Linked DNA regions of Homo sapiens: region 2 is linked to region 1. Evidence: read pairs that join two places in POLR2A ChIA-PET (ENCODE). Cell type or tissue: IMR-90. All regions are shown on one strand.

Region 1 (8,000 bases):
CATAGAATTAGCGGCGTAATCCAGCAATTCCACTCCCAGGTATTCAACTCCTAAGAACTGAAAACAAGTGTTCGAACAAAAACGTATACACAAATGTTCACAGCAACATTCTTCACAATAGCCAAAAGGTAGAAACAACTAGATGTCACCAACCAATAAATGGATAAAAGTGGAATATCCATGCAATGAAATATTATTCAGTCATAAAAAGGAATGAAGTACTACATGCTACAACATGAACCAACCTAAGAAACATTCTGCTAAGTGAAAGAAGACAGATACAAAAGGCCTTATATTGTATAATGCCATTTATTTATTTTTTAATTTGTTTTTGAGATGGAGTCTCACTCTGTCACCCAGGTAGGAGTGCAGTGGCACCATCTCAGCCCACCGCAACCCCCACGCCCTGGGTTCAAGTGATTCTCCTGCCTCAGCCTCTGTAGTAGCTGGGACTACAGGTACCACCACCATGCCTGGCTAATTTCTGCATTTTTAGTAGAGACGGGGTTTCACCATTTTGGCCAGGATGGTTTCGATCTCCTGACCTCCTGATCCACCTGCCTCGGCCTCTCAAAGTGCTGGGATTACAGGCGTGAGCCACCGCACCCAGCCGTATGATGCCATTTATATGAAATACCCAGACTAGGCAAATCTGTAGAGACAGAAAATAGATTGGTGGTTGCAGGGGGTAGGGGAAAAGGGGAGTGGGGAATGACGGCTTCATAGGTAGAAAGATTTCCATTTGGAATGTTGGAATGATGGAATATGCTGGAACTAGATAGTGGGTAAGTTTGCACAAAATTGTGAATGTACTAAGTGCTACTGAGTTATACACTTAAAATGGTTAAATGGCATGACTGGGTATGATGGCTCATGCCTATAATCCAGTGTTTTGGGAGTACAAAGCAGGAGGATGCCTTGAGGCCAGGAGTTGGAGACCAGCCTGGGCGACATAGTGAGACTCAGCCTCTACCAAAAATTTTAAAAAATAAAATTAGCTGGGCATGGCGGTGTTCCTGGACCAAACTGAGGGTCAGTCTGCTATTTCTCGAGGCCCAGTAATGAGATGCAGATGAACTGGGGAGGAAGAGAGTTTTTATTTCTGTAACCCGTTACAGAAAGAAGGCCTGGAAATTATCACCAGACCAACTCAAAACTACAGAGTTTTTCAGAGCTTATATACCTTCTAAGCTCTATGTCCGTGTGGAAGTGTGCATTCATCTAAAGACATAAGTGATTAACTTCTTTTACTCTACAACTAAGGTCTGAGTCCGGAAGACCTTCTTCAGGAGCCTCAGTAAGTTAATCTAAATGGGTCTGGGTGCTGTGCTGGGGTGATTACCCTTATCTTGTCTCCTGCTAAATCATGGAGGTTTGAGGAGTTCCTTCAGACCTCCAATAACCATGTTTGTGGAGGCCTGGGGAGTTTCTTCAGAACCCCAATAAAACTTGTTTAATTCTAAATGGGTCCTGTTAAGAATTCCTTCATTATTTTGTCATGCTTTAAGGCCCAGAAAAGGCCTAGGCAAAACTCTTGGTGGGCTTTTGTTACATTCCAGCCTTTGTGATACGGTTCCGATGACTGGAGGAACACCAGCGTCTTCTGTCTCACACTGATAGGATTAACGACATGGACACACGTGGAGTGACTTTAAGGCACGAAAAGTTTAACAGGCAAGAAAGAAGGAAGGAAGAGGAAAACTCCCCCATACAGAGACAGAGGGAGGGGGGATTCCAACAAAAAGAAAACCCCATGTGTGGCAGAAAAGTGGTTGCTTATGTTGCGATGCTGGAGGAGGTGGTGTCTGGTTTCCATAAGACCCAGGGGATTGGTTGGACCAGGTGAGTCATTTACACAGCCCTCAAAAAACCTGGCCCTCCCACCTTAGTCCTCTAATATGCAAATGCGGGTCGCCATGATATTCCGAACACATGGTGTTATCTGGAGGTGGCCATGACACTTGGTACTCCCGGTTACAAGGAGAAGATGGTGGGAATCGCCATATTGAGTGAGCCCAGTTTCTAATGGCTGGCATTTGCATATTAAAGCTTGCTGGCCCAGCCCTTCGAGCCACCTTTTCTGTTAGAAAAGAGATGGTTCAGGGGTTGTTTCTTATTACAAGAAAATTTCCACCAAGAACCTTTGCACTTACTATCTGCCTAAAAATTATTTCTTAATAACTCCTGTATCATTTGTATAAGGGTACTGGCTTTTCTTCAGCTTTTAATATTTAACCTAACCACTCAGTCAGTACTGAAACAGCTGCGCTGGAAGCCTGCGTTAGTGAGACCTGGCCTGCCACAGTGGTCCCCTCCTGTAGTCCCAGCTACTCAGGAGGCTGAAGTGGGAGGATTGCTTGAGCCCAGGAGTTTGAAGCTACAGTGAGCTATGATCATGCAACTGCACTCCAGCCTGGGCGAGAGAGACCCTGTCTCTAAAAATAAATAAGTAATAAATTAAAATGATTAAAATGATGAATTTTACATTATGCACACTTTACCATGGTAAACTAATCAAGCTGGAGTCACAGCTCTGCTCCTGCCTCTCGGGAGTGTAACTGGTGCCCACCCCTTTCCAAGCCAAGGTGATAGGAGCCCACCTTGTTTCTGTTTTGTTTTGTTTTGTTTTTTTGTAAACATCCAAATGACTTCTTTCTTATTTTTATTTTCACTTTTAAGAAAGTTGTGAAACAAAGAAACAAAACAGGTAGGTTTTACTCACGGTAAAACTCTGGGTGATAACACAAGGCAATAATGAGGGGGTTGGGGACTGAGTAAATAAACCCAGAGAGAAGTAAACAATACCAGAGGGAGCAGCAGCTGATGGCATGTGGGAGGTGAGGACCCGGTAAAGGGGCGTCCAGGGTCTGAATCAGCCTGGAGCCCCGGGGTGGTGTCTTCACGGGGCGGTGCCTCCACCCAGCTGGGCCTGCACTGCAGGCTGGGCTCAGACCGGGGACGCATCTGGCCCATCAGGACTCCAAGGCACAGGAACCCTTTCCTGGATCTGCTCTCTGCCCCTCCCGGACTCAGGCCCCCTCCTCCACATTCAATTCCCTCGCTCACAGTTCATGAATCCAGCCTCTTGCCTCCTAAACCAGACCCTGCATGAGGCACCCCCTCTCCTGTTGGGGCATTGCACAGCCTGCATGAGGCACCCCCCTCTCCTGTCTGAGGCATTGCACAGCCTGCATGAGGCACCCCCTCTACTGTTGGGGCATTGCACAGCCTGCATGAGGCACTCCCGCTCCTGTCTGAGGCATTGCACAGCTTGCATGAGGCACCCCCCTCCCAGGGGCACTCAGCCGGCTTTGTCTGCCTCTCCCAGGCAACCTCAGGCCGCACCCACACTTTCTAGACCAAATGGATCCCCCAAAATTAAAGATTCCAAACCCGCCGATGCTGAGTGACAGAGTAGAAAGAGCATGGACATCCTGGGCTCCCATGGTGCCCTCCCTTCTGTGACCTTTGATTGTGTGACCTTGACAAGTCACAGAAACTCTCCCCTCAGTGCTGAAAACTGGGAGGCGCAGCATCCACGTTGCCCACTTCCTGAAGCGTTGTGGAGATGGAGTGAGCTGCTGTGTGGGAAAGTGTACAAAGATAAATTAGCATAATGAACTCAGGAAATTTCAAGTCCCAGCCTGACTTGCCGTGTTCCCCTTCTGTCTTCTGCAGTGACCTGGAAGTGCTGTAACCACCCATTCCCTTGCCCAGGGGCCTGCCTGCTCCTCCCAGGCCACTACTCAGAGAGGTCTCCTCTGTGCTTGCTTGGAAGGTTCCTGTAGCTATAAGCAGGTCGCTGAGAGCCCTCTCCCCAGACCCAGCACCCCCGCCCCTGTTCTCTTGCTGTTACCTGTCAACAGGCTTCCTGCTGTTACCGACCCCAGCGCAAGAGCCACAGAAGGCAGCTCTCTGAGGGCACCAGGCCAGGCAAGGCTGAGCATCCTCCCAGGGAGTGAGACATCAGCTTCCCAAAGAAAGGTCTTCGATTACTAGTCTCTTAAAAATGCTTCAAATAAAACAAAAGGGGTTCTACAGCTACAAACGTTTGAGGAATTTGGCTAACCCAAGTTCAACCCTCCCCCTCCTTTCCCTTCCCCCACCCATCTCAGAAACCTACAGTAACCTGCTAAGTTGGGACCACACAGTGGTTAAGGCATGGGTTTTGTTTTGAAGGCAATTTTCAAATACACACAAGGAGAATGATTAGTAAAATCAACTCTTTGGACCAAAGGAGTTAAGGACATAACACCCCAAAATACCCTGACCTGGCATATTGATTATTTCAAGCCGAAAGCATCTGAGAAGCAGCAGTTGTAGATAAGATAGGACCTTCTGAGCCACCCTTTTGTCACCTCCCCATGGGTTCTTCTTGCCTGCTGCTTAGATAGAGTAGATTTATCAAGGCAGGGGAATTGCAATAGAGAAAGAATTTTATAGACGTAGGGCCGGCTACACAGAAGATCGGAGTTTTTTTTCTTTTTTCTTTTTGAGTTCAGGATTATATATATTACAATTTGCCTTGTTATAATACATTTGTGGCTTTATGATAAAAATAACTCAGGGACATATGGAATTCAAGCTGATTTGCGTAACTGTCACAAGAAAAAAAGCATTAAATGCATTTCTGAAATAAGTATTTTCATTTAATTTCAGAATCTCAAAACAGCATTAGACCTTGCCTTGTTTAAAAAAAATTAAGTTAAATACTAAGCTAAATAACCTTCTTGAAAGGTTTAAAAACACAATTGATATAGAAAATGTTTTCCCTCTAATCTCAACCTTACATAAATGGAACAGGTGAGGAAGAAAAGGTAGACAATTTCTTTAGCAGCCTATATGGCTAAATCCATCAAACACTAACTGGGGAAATATCAAAAATTAACCATTTCATAAACCAAAAGATAACAATTTTAGGGTTACAGTAAGTAAAATATTTTTGAAACACTTCAAAAACTTTTAACCATAAACTAGAGAATCATCTCTTCATTGTACGAAAGAAAGGACTAACAGAAAGTAAGACATTTAAACTAAACTGATTTTCAATCCTCTTAGAACAAAATGAAAAATAATGGTGGATTAGCTAAGCTTTGTGCTCTAATCAAACTAATTACAGTGATTTAAAATGGCAACAGCCCATCAGACTGGGCAGCTTGACAGTTCAGAATACTTTTGCAATAGTTTTTTAACGCAAAGACACTAAAATGATGGGGTCATGCAATGTCCATCTTATGCATTCTGCATCTCTTTGCCAACCTCGTAGCTAAGGATCTTGTTCCAATCAATCTTAGTGCGTGTAAGTAGCAATTGTCGATGTAAGGCTTTGAAAGTAGTGTCCGACATTGTCTGATAATTCTCACTAATGGCAGTCTGGTATTCATTTTCTGCAGCTTTTACAATCTTTGTAGATTCTTTTGCTGTTTGCACTTCATTAGACACTGTTAGGGAATCTTGTATATCTTTATGACTCACTAGCTGAACATTACTGTCTTCATAATAATGAACCTGAATTTTCAAGATGCCAACCACTTGAGTGGTTGAAGGAGTGATTATAAACCTCCATTCTGACCTCCAATGACCATTCCAAAAGTTTTTTGCTTGGAACTGATGGCTTTCTATGCATGCAATAGTGGTTTGCTGTCCATCTATTTTTTTTTTTTGCTATACGCAGTGCAGACTCCATTCGGGTAATGTTCTTTTACGTAAGCTCACAGAGTAGTTTCTACTTAAGTTCTCCATGATTCAATTGCATTTTCTACTTCACAGGGTCTTGGATCAGTTGCCTCCTTTCTTAAGTGATCAAATTTAAAACAGATTCTGTTCTTTGGATCCTAAAACTTTCCATTTCCCAAGTCGCCATGTTTTGTCATCAATACCTGATCTTCATAACCTTCCATTTTTACAGGAGTAAACTGCTCCAAGTTATACTGTGCAGACGCACGGGCTGCTTTTTCCCTTCTCTTCATCAGACAGCTCCTCCTCCAGACCCGCCATCTTCCTTCTAGCAACAAACTGTGGCGGGGGCGGGGGCAGTGGCCACGTGACTTACCCCTTTCCGTGCGGTGCTCGGCGCCGCGCACCACCCCCGGAGTTTTATTATTACTTAAATCAGCCTCCTCAAAAATTGGAGGCTGAGGTTTTTCGAGGACAGTTTGGGGGAAGGGCGGGTGGCTGGGCAATGGGTGCTTGCTGCTGATTGGCTCGGGGTGCAATCATAGGGGTGTGGAAAATGGTCTTCGTGTAGTGAGTTGCTTCTGGGTGGGGCCACAGGAGCAGCTGGCCGGTCCTCGTGGAGTCATCGGTTGTCAGAAATGCAACAAGACATCTCAAAAGGCCAATCTTAGGTTCTGTCATAATGATGTTATCTGCAGGAATAACTGGGAAATTTGCATAGCTTTTTTTTCTTTTCTTCTCTCTCTTTTTTTTTTTTTGTTCTGCTCTGCTGCCAGGCTGGACTGCAGTGGTACTATCTCGGCTCACTGCAACCTCTGCCTCCCGGGTTCAAGCCATTCTCCCACCTCAGCCTCCCGAGTAGCTGGGATTACAGGTGTGTGCTACCATGCCTGGCTAATTTTTATATTTTTAGTAGAGATGGGGTTTCACCATGTTGGCCAGGCTGGTCTGGAACTCCTGACCTCAAGTGATCCTCTCGTCTCAGCCTCCCAAAGTGTTGGGATTACAGGCATGAGCCACTGCGCCCAACCCATATCTTTGTGTAAAATAATTTTTTTTTAAATAAATAGAGACAAGGTCTCAGTATATTGCCCAGGCTAGTCTCAAACTCCTGGGGTCAAGAGATCCTCCTGCCTTAGCCTCCCAAAGTCCTGGGATTACAGGTGTGAGTCACCGTATCTGGCTGGAATTGGCATATCTCATGACCTCCAGAATAATGGCTGCAGTCATTTATGTCTACACATCCAGTGGTCTCTCATTAGTGTTGTGGAAAAAACTGGGTTCTTTTCTCACAGTCATGACAGGCTCACAGACACTTTGAAGGGTGAGAAGGGTAGGATTTATTGGGTGAAAAGGAACAACAAAAAAAAGGGAACAGGGATTCTTAGCAAAGCAAGAGTCCTGCTAGCAGGCTTCCCGCCTCACAGATTGAATCCCAGGTTACCACCCAGGAACAGGAGAGGCCAGGTTCCTCTCCCCTGCAAAGGGCGCAAACTTCCCATGGCTCCAGCCCATTCTCCCCCCCACACCCCTGTTCTCCCAGTGCCTTCATAAAACTGATCATTCTTTGTCCAAAAGGCTTTCTGCTTTGGTCATTTCTTAGGTCTTCACTCTCTTGTGAAGATCCTCATGTGTATGTAAAATTAATAAAACTTGTAGCTGGGCTTGGTGGCTCACGCCTGTAATCCCAGCACTTTGGAAGGCCAAGACAGGAGGATCGCTTTAGCCTGGGAGATCAAGACCAGCCTGGGCAACATAGGGAGACTCTCTCTACAAAAAATGTAAATACTAGCTGGGTATGGCATGCCTGTAGTCCCAGCTGCTCGGGAGGTTAAGGTGGGAGGATTCCTTGAGCCCAGGAATTTGAGGCTGCCGTGAGCTGTGATCACACCACTGAACTCCAGCCTCGGTGACAGAGCTAGACTCCGTCTCAAAAACAACAAACAAACAACAAAAAACTTGAATGCTTTTCTCTTGTTAATCTTTCTTGTATTTAATTTGGTTCCTAAACCCAGCCAGATATTCCACTTCAGAACTAAGACAGTGTTAACCCAAAATTAGAGACTGAGCCAGGGGTCTCAGTTCATCGAGATTTGTTGAGTGAGAGTTTGAGGTCACACCCAGGAGAAACAGGCCACAGAAACATCTGTGGCCCATGCTCTTAGAAGCAGTTTTCAGAATTTACAAATGTCTTTAAAGGGAAGAAGACACCTAGGAAGAGGGAGTTAGGAGGTGAGTTTGTAATCGAACTTCTCAGTGTGAAAAATCTAACAGACTTTAGTTTTAGGGGTTAGGCTTAGGTTACAAACCTAAAGTTATACTTA
Region 2 (8,000 bases), 110 kb after region 1:
TGTACACCACCCCTTTTTGCAGAAATGGTAGCACACTGCATACATGCTATTTGGAACCTTGCCTTTTTCACTTAATATTTCTTGGCAGTGTGAAAAGAGCTTCCACGTCATTTTTTATGAAGGCCGTCTATTTTAGATATCTGTTTTCTGTTTCTAAGGATGCTAAAAAACAGTCTTATTTAGGCAGCAGCTTTGCTGGAGATCTTAAAGATCTTGTGAATATTTGGAGGCAAATATTTTTCTTTTCTGTGAGAGCCCGGGGGAGGTGCAGGGGAGCTTCTAAAGGTCAGCTGAGAAGGGAGAGCTGGGGCACTGGAGAGTGAGGAACGCATTGGTCCTTGGGCCCTTCTTCGCCTTGCCGTCTGTGCAGAATGTGCTAGCATTTCCAGGGAAAGTTTGCCGTTTGCTCTCTGTTCTCCAGAGAAGCTTCCTGGCCTCCCCAAGTCACATTTCCAGCATCTTTTTTCATTCTTTTTTTTTTTTTTTTTTTTTTTTGAGACAGAGTCTCACTTTTGTCTCCCAGGCTGGAGTGCAGTGGCGCAATCTTGGCTCGCTGCAACCTCTGCTTCGCGGGTTCAAACGATTTTCCTGCCTCAGCCTCTCAAGTAGCTGGGATTACAGGCACACGCCACCACCCCCAGCTAATTTTGTATTTTTGGTAGAGACAGGGTTTCACTATGCTGGTCTCAAACTCCTGACCTCAGGTGATCCTCTTGCCTCAGCCTCCCAAAGTGCTGGGATTACAGACGTGAGCCACCGTGCCTGGCCTCATTTCCAGCATCTCTGTTGCATTTCATCCCGTCTCCTGCACCACAGCATCACTCCATTTGTCCTGCCTTTGGGCGTCCAAGAGGAAGCCTGCCCTTTGTCACAGCACTTTCTGTTTGGGTAGCTTTAAGTGTCTCACCCCTTCTTTTCTCTCACCCCAGGAAAAACCAGCTCTCACACCTGCTCCTCTGTAAAGCGTCTTCCCCAAGCCCACACGTAATTTTGTTGCTGTCCTTGAAAGTATTTCCCAAGATCTCCAAACCGCTTTAAACTTCCAAGGTCTGAGCCTGACCTGGCCTCGCTAACAAAGGGTTCCACTGATGCCGACTCTAAGAAGAAAGTTTTCAAGGTTCTTCGTATTTGAACTTTCTATGGCTAGGCTTATGTTTAAAATAACCACACTGATTTAAACATGGTCTTATAGTCTTCAGTGGCTCCCAGGTCTTGCCTCTCGGGTTTTTTTTCCTCTTTCCTTTGAATGTGCCTTAACCTTCGTCTTGCTTTTATTTACCTCTGAGTCTGGTTTAGAGCCACCTGGAAATTGAATGGAATCTTTAGTCTATTAGTCTAATCTAGAGTCCTTACCTTCTGGCCTTTGCTCATTGCAGAGCCCCCACATTATTAGTCAGTTGTACCACAGATACTGTGTTACATAAGGTGAGGAGAGGGAGGTGGTGTTATCAGTTCCACTTTTTCCAGGCTAGAGTGCAGTGGCCCGATCTCGGTGCACTGCAACCTCTGCTTCCCGGGTTCAAGCGATTTTCCTGCCTCAGCCTCTCATTTTATCTTGGATAAAAGAGAAGCTTTGAAAGATTGCCTCCCTATGTGTACAGTCACTGTAGGCATGTATTTGTGTACTGTTTACTTAGTCATGTCAATGAGGGCAATAAAAAACAAAAATCAGGAAGCCCAACATGGATTGCTACATTTTAATTCTTTCAAATAAGGAAATACAGCAGGGCTTGGTGTCACTACGCCTGTAGTGACAGCACTTTGGGAGGCCGAGGCGGGCGGATCACCTGAGGTCAGGAGTTTGAGATCTGCCTGATCAACATGGTGAAACCCCGTCTCTACTAAAAATACAAAAATTAGCTGAGCATGGTGGTGTGCGCCTGTAGTCCCAGCTACTTGGGAGACTGAGGCAGGAGAATCACTTGAACCCAGGAGGCAGAGGCTGCCGTGAGCCAAGATCGCACCACTGCACTCCAGCCTGGGCGGCAGAGCAAGACTCCGTCTCAAAACAGCAACAACAACAACAACAAAAACAAATAAGGAAATACAAAAGCCCTGTCATCTAAAAAGATATTTTAGCCTGGGTGCGGTGGCTCACACCTGTAATCCCAGTACTTTGAGAGGCCGAGGCAGGCGGATCACTTGAGACCAGGAGTTCGAGACCAGCCTGGCCAACATGATGAAACCCCATATCCACTAAAAATACAAAATATTAGCCGGGCATGGTGGTTCACACTCAGAATCCCAGCTACTCGGGAAGCTGAAGCAGGAGAATCACTTGAACCCGGGAGGCAGAGGTTCCGGTGAGCCAAGATTGAGCTACTGTACTCCAGCCTGGGTGACAGAGCAAGACTGTGTCTCAAAAAAAAAAAAAAAAAAAAAAGATATTTTAGCACCAAAAATGTTGGAAGATCAATATCTCAGATTAAAGAGCACCTTCTAACCAGGACATATTTAGCTTACTAAAAAGGTTGAGTTAATGGCCATTGAATTATGCTGTTTGGGAGGGCCTAAAGTCGAGGATTCTACTCAAGGAGAGGTTCCTCTTTTGCAGTTTCCTTAAACAATGCTCGTTACTCTTTTTCTGGGAAATCAGGCCATTGATTTAGTTTAGTTAACCTAACTGCAGCAGCATTTGGCGGGGCTTTGCGCCCAGTTTTTCAGGTGGTACAGACTACACAATGTTGATATGCAATTGTAGCACCTTATAGTGAGGTGAACTTATACTGGAAATCGTTCTTTGAATCCTGAAGCCTGGATTTGTCATGTTTGAAGTGCCACGTTTTAGTTCTTAAGGACTGAGGAGTGGGAGGGGGCTGAGGTGAGACCCCAGCAACCTGCTGGAATTAAGTAAGGCTCTTCAGTGGTATTTACACATAAGTTCTTTGGAAGCATGTACTTAAACTTACTAAATCCATGATTTGGTATGCCCGGTAATGGCCCAGATGGCTTCTGAGATACAGCATGACCTCTCTTCCGTGTCCCCACCACACTTTTTGCTTTCCTCGTGTAGCACCATCACATTCATTTTGTGCTATGGATTTCCCAATCCAGGGCTGAGGATGTGTCCTTGAGGTTCCTTGGGTTCTCATTAGATTACAAACTCAGACGTTTTGGTTTCGTGTTAATGATAATTGAAAATGTTTTACAAGCCTGTCCTGGAATGTTGGGATACCTAATTATAATATCAAGGTGCACCCACGTCGTCTCAGTGCCTCCCCCGTTTGTATGTGAATTTCTGATGAATTGAAGCCAGGTAAACCCCACTATAGAGAAAAATACAGAGATGAACTTCGCGCAGAAAAGATATGAGAGCATCATGTGAAGTCAAATGATACCACACAGCACTGTGTAAATGAAGGCTGTAGCAGTGGTCCCAGCGAGAAAAGGAGTGTGAGAATGGACTTGTCACACTGTACCTGTCAGTGTAGGCTCTCGGGATCCATAGAACCTGCCCAGGCACAGGCAGGACCACACTGACATTGTCTGCAGGTATTTCAGGTCTGAAAAATGGCATTAGTCTCATTACATTAATGTAGCTCATCTGAATTTACTGTTTGAGTAATTTTATGTTTTTATAAATGTGCCTGGATCTCTGTAATCGTAAAAGTGCCAAAGGAAGTTTATGCTCCATACTGAGTACTATTTGTACTGTTTGTGCATTTTAAGAAATAATATAATAAATAATAGTTGGATAAAAGTAGTTTAATTTAAATTTAAGAATGGAACACAAAGTAATGTAACCAGGGGCATCTGGCAGGACTAGTTTTTCCCCTCAGAGGAAGCCATTTGGTACCTGAGTTTGAAAGACCCCAGTGCAGGAATCGAAGCTCTGGGAGGCAGACAGAGGTTTCCAGTCATGTTTGTGTCATTCATATGGCTCCTTTCCATGTGCTGACCATTTGAGAAATATTAGCTGAGTTGAAGAGTTAATTGACATAATTGGTTTTCTGCCTTGAGGTCCTGTCTGTTCGGACCCTGAAAGTGATAAAGTTATTTGGAGAACTTGAGAAACACTCCCAAAGAGAGTGACAAAAGTTACTTATGGGTTTGGGAAAGACACTTTACAGGGGAGCAGGTACAAGTCATCATACCCGTTTGTACGTGCAGCCAACACTTACCTTCTACATTAATGAAAGGAAGACTTCCAAAACTAATTTCTCTGTTTCTTTTTGTTTGTTTATTTTTGGAGTGAGTGATAAAGGTTTCTTGTTGATATTTGCGTGACCTAAACTCTTGCCAGAATTGCAGTAGCTGGCAGCAGCCTCAAGTTTATTTTCCACAGGCAACTCATCAGCCCAGGGACAGTAGAGGCTTGATCGCAGCTGAAAGTTGGGGTGAGCTTGGGCCTTTGTGACTAGCAGGACTGTTTGTCATATTGCTAAATAATCACTCATTCATTTATTAGCTTTTTATTCTGGGAATTTTAAAGATATACAGAAGTAGAGAGAATCATATAATGAACCTCCAAGCCCCACAAAACCCATCCCAGCTTTAACAATAATCAACTCATAACCACTCACATTTACTCTGTCTTCCTAGCTACTTCTCCCAGCTCACATTAATTTTGAAATAGATCCCAAACATCATATAGTTGCATCTGTAAATATTTCCATGATAATTCTTAAATATAAAGACTCCTTTGTTAAACACCCATTATTACTCTTTGAAAAATTAACACTAATCCTTTAATATCATCAAATATCATCATTGTTCAAATTTCCAATTGTTTAAAAATGGCATAAGTGTTTTTCTCCTTAAGCTTAATTTTTGTGAGTTAGGATTCAAGTAAGGATTAGACATTATGATTGATTGCTCTACCATTTATGTCTCTTTTAAGCTATAGGTCCCCTTTTCTTTTCTTTTTTCTTCTTTTCCCTGTAATTTGTTGGAGAAACTGGGTAGTCTGTCCAGTAGAGGTATTTGTTTACTTTTGACAGATAACGCATTCATGTGTTATAACATTCAAAAGGTACAACATAGTAAAGAGTGGAAAACTTCCTCCCAAGAAGCACTCAATGTTACTAGTATCTTGTATATTTTTTCAGAGATCTTTTATGTGTGTCCCAGCAAATGTGTATGCATCTATATTCTTTTTCTTTCTTTTTTATATAACTGGTAGCATATTGTACATGTTGTTCTGCTCCTTGTTTTAGTCACTTAACATGGAATTATACATGTTAGCAAATTTCTTGTTTTTTCTTTTTTGAGACAGTCTCACTCTGTCACGCAGGCTGGATTGCAGTGGCAGGATCTGGGCTCACTGCAGCCTCCACCTCCTAGACTCAAGTGATCCTTCCACCTCAGCCTTCCCAGTAGTTAGGACTACATCACACCCAGCTAATTTTTGTGTTTGTTGTAGAGATGGGGTTTCACCATGTTGCCCAGGCTGGTCTCAAATTCCTGAGCTCAAGTGATCCACCCACCTCAGCCTCCCAAAGTGCTGGGATTACAGATGTGCGCCATGGCACCCAGGCAAATTTTAGCAAATTTCTACATATATTGTTTGGCATCCTATTACTTTTTCTCATGTATTCAATTATGTCATTACTATTTCCTAAAAATTGAGGGACATACAATATTCCTAGGATTATGTGATTGTGCTAGAGTCCTCACAGCTGGGAAATGTTCTTTTTTCTCATTCAGAGAATGAGAAAAATTCAGAGTTCAGCAGGCATTTATTGAGCTCTTTCCCTGCTGGACGCTGTGCCAGACACTCTGTCCTGAGGAGTTTCCCTGGGGCCTGAACACCCTGTGCCCCACTATGGGCCATAGAGGAGGCTTTCCACAGTGCTAACTGAGCTTCCAACCCCTTCCAGCTCCTTGTGTGGCCTGAACTGTATTCACACTGTAGACATTAGCTTCTCAGGTTCCAAATATCCTGGCTGCAGTTCCCTCCTCTATTCTGATCATGTAAATAAAGTGCTTGCTCATTCTTGTCAATGATGTTGACAAATGTACCCTTCTAAATAGTGGGATGATGGAAAATGCCGAGTAGATTATAGCCAAGGATATTTTTCCCAATTTAGAAAACATAGTTCCTTTCCCTCCATCTATCATTAATATCACCCATCAGTCTATTTATTGACTCTACATATAAATTCTGGATGTTGCACTGACATCGCAAGAGAAATCAGCACTTTGCCACAAAAGAGCTTATAAGAGGAATGCAGATTTCTTTAAGTCTCTTATGGATGAGCAGAGAGGCCTCATGGAGCTTCTGTAAAGCTGAATTATCAAGGCTGAAGTGATCAGAATCCATCCAGCTCTGCAAACAGCTTATAAGATGGATGGGTGCCTTGCTTCTCTGTATTCCTAGAGCCTCACCAGGGCCTGGCACAGGGAGGGTCCCTGGTCCTCAGTTTCCTTGCCTGCATTAATAGTAACTCACAGCGGTTGTGAGCACCAAATGAGGTAATGTCGGAGGATGCACTTTGTCAGTAAGTTAGGCATTCAGTCTTCACTGTCAACACAAATGCATTCTGTGACATGTTTGAGGAGTAAATGAGGTAATGTATTAAAATCACGAACACTTTATAAACGATAGAGCTACACAAATAGGACATTTTCTTATCATCCAGCTTTGTTCCTTCATTTAAAGTTATCATGATTTGGCCAGGCTCAGTGGCTCATACCTGTATAATTCCAGCACAGTGGGAGGCTAAGGTGGGAGGATCACTTGAGGCCAGTAGTTGGAGACCAGCCTGGAAAACATAGTGAGACTCCATCTCTGCAACAACAACAACAACAAGAAATTTTAATTAGCCAAGTGTGGTGGCACATACCTGCAGTCCCAGCTACTCGGGAAGCTGAGGCAGGAAGATCACTTGAGCCCAGGAGTTCAGAGTTGCAGTGAGCTATGATTGCACCACTGCACTCCAGCCTGGGTAACAGAGCAAGACCTTGTCTCTATAAATTAAAATAAATAAATAAAAGGCGGGGTGCAGTAGCTCATACCTGTAATCCCAGCACTTTGGGAGGCCGAGGTAAGTGGATCACTTGAGGCCAGGAGTTCAAGACCATCCTGGCCAACATGGTGAAAAATATAAAACTAAGCTGGGCATGGTAGTGCACACCTGTGGTCCCAGCTACTCGGGAGGCTGAGGCATGAGAATAGAATTGCTTGAACCCGGGAGGTGGAGGTTGCAGTGAGCCAAGATCATGCCGCTGCACTCCAGCCTGGGCAGCAGAGCAAGACCCTGTCTCAAAAAATAAGTAAATAATAAAGATACAGTGATTTAAAGATAACAGTATCAGAGCCAAAGAACAATACTAGATTCTAGGATGAGAGTCTTTACCCTAACTTATGGTTCACAGATTTAATATTTTGTCTGGGCAGCCGGTAGAGGAGCTTATGGTCTGGAATGGGAGAAGGAACGTGTGTGTGATCCATGTTACCTGTAGAAGACATTTAAATTAGCATTGATCATGATTGCTCACAGGCAAGTCAAGACCAGACTAACCAGGCTTGAGGACCCAGACATTTGGCTCTGGACTGGGATCTTCCAGCCTTGGTGAATGAAGTCTCTCCTTTGTCTTCTCTGGTGAGCACACCACTCCCAAGTTCACATTGTGTTGTTAATTTTTTTTTTTTTTTTTAAGAGACAGGGTCTTACTCTGTCACCCAGGCTGGAGTGCAATAGTGCGATCATAGCTCACTGTAGCCTCAATCTTCTGTGCTCAAGTGATCCTCCCACTTGCCCGAAGCCACACAACTAGTAAGTAGTGTAGCTGCAGTTCAGGTCAAATCTGTCTGTGTCCAGATCCTGCAAGTAGCCTCTCTACCCCACCACCAATGTACATCTACAGAAAGCATCTCAATGAAGCAGAAATCTTTGTAGAAATATTTTTCCATTCTCCTTAGATGTTAAAAAGGAACCTTATTGGCCAGGCAAAGTGGCTCACGCCTGTAATCCCAGCACTTTCGGAGGCTGAGGTGGGTGGATCACGAGGTCAGGAGTTCGAGACCAGCCTGGCCAACATAGTGAAACCCTGTCTCT

The links. ChIA-PET counts read pairs that join two places held together with the same protein. Peaks named below come from ENCODE experiments on the same cell type or tissue, not always from the same donor. Only the 100,000 strongest peaks of a DNase experiment are listed, where the experiment ranks them.
Region 2: POLR2A ChIA-PET joins it to region 1 with 18 read pairs; 5 of 35 experiments call an interaction of 5 or more read pairs at or near these places.

Annotation. Positions count from the first base shown.
Region 1 is chr15:88,984,287-88,992,286 of GRCh38, forward strand. It overlaps the pseudogene LOC100129942. Among named protein-coding and RNA genes, the nearest start is that of CARMAL, 53 kb to the right of the region's middle. RefSeq lists cis regulatory regions at 1,152-2,042, 2,800-3,019. In IMR-90, no CTCF peak of the experiment used is centred here; DNase peaks (open chromatin) are centred at 3,985 and 5,565; H3K4me3 peaks cover 298 bases; H3K27ac peaks cover 3,638 bases.
Region 2 is chr15:89,092,703-89,100,702 of GRCh38, forward strand. All of the region lies in intron 1 of ABHD2 (abhydrolase domain containing 2, acylglycerol lipase), which reads left to right. All of the region lies in intron 2 of LOC124903573, which reads right to left. Among named protein-coding and RNA genes, the nearest start is that of ABHD2, 8.2 kb to the left of the region's middle. In IMR-90, no CTCF peak of the experiment used is centred here; a DNase peak (open chromatin) is centred at 4,259; H3K27ac peaks cover 605 bases.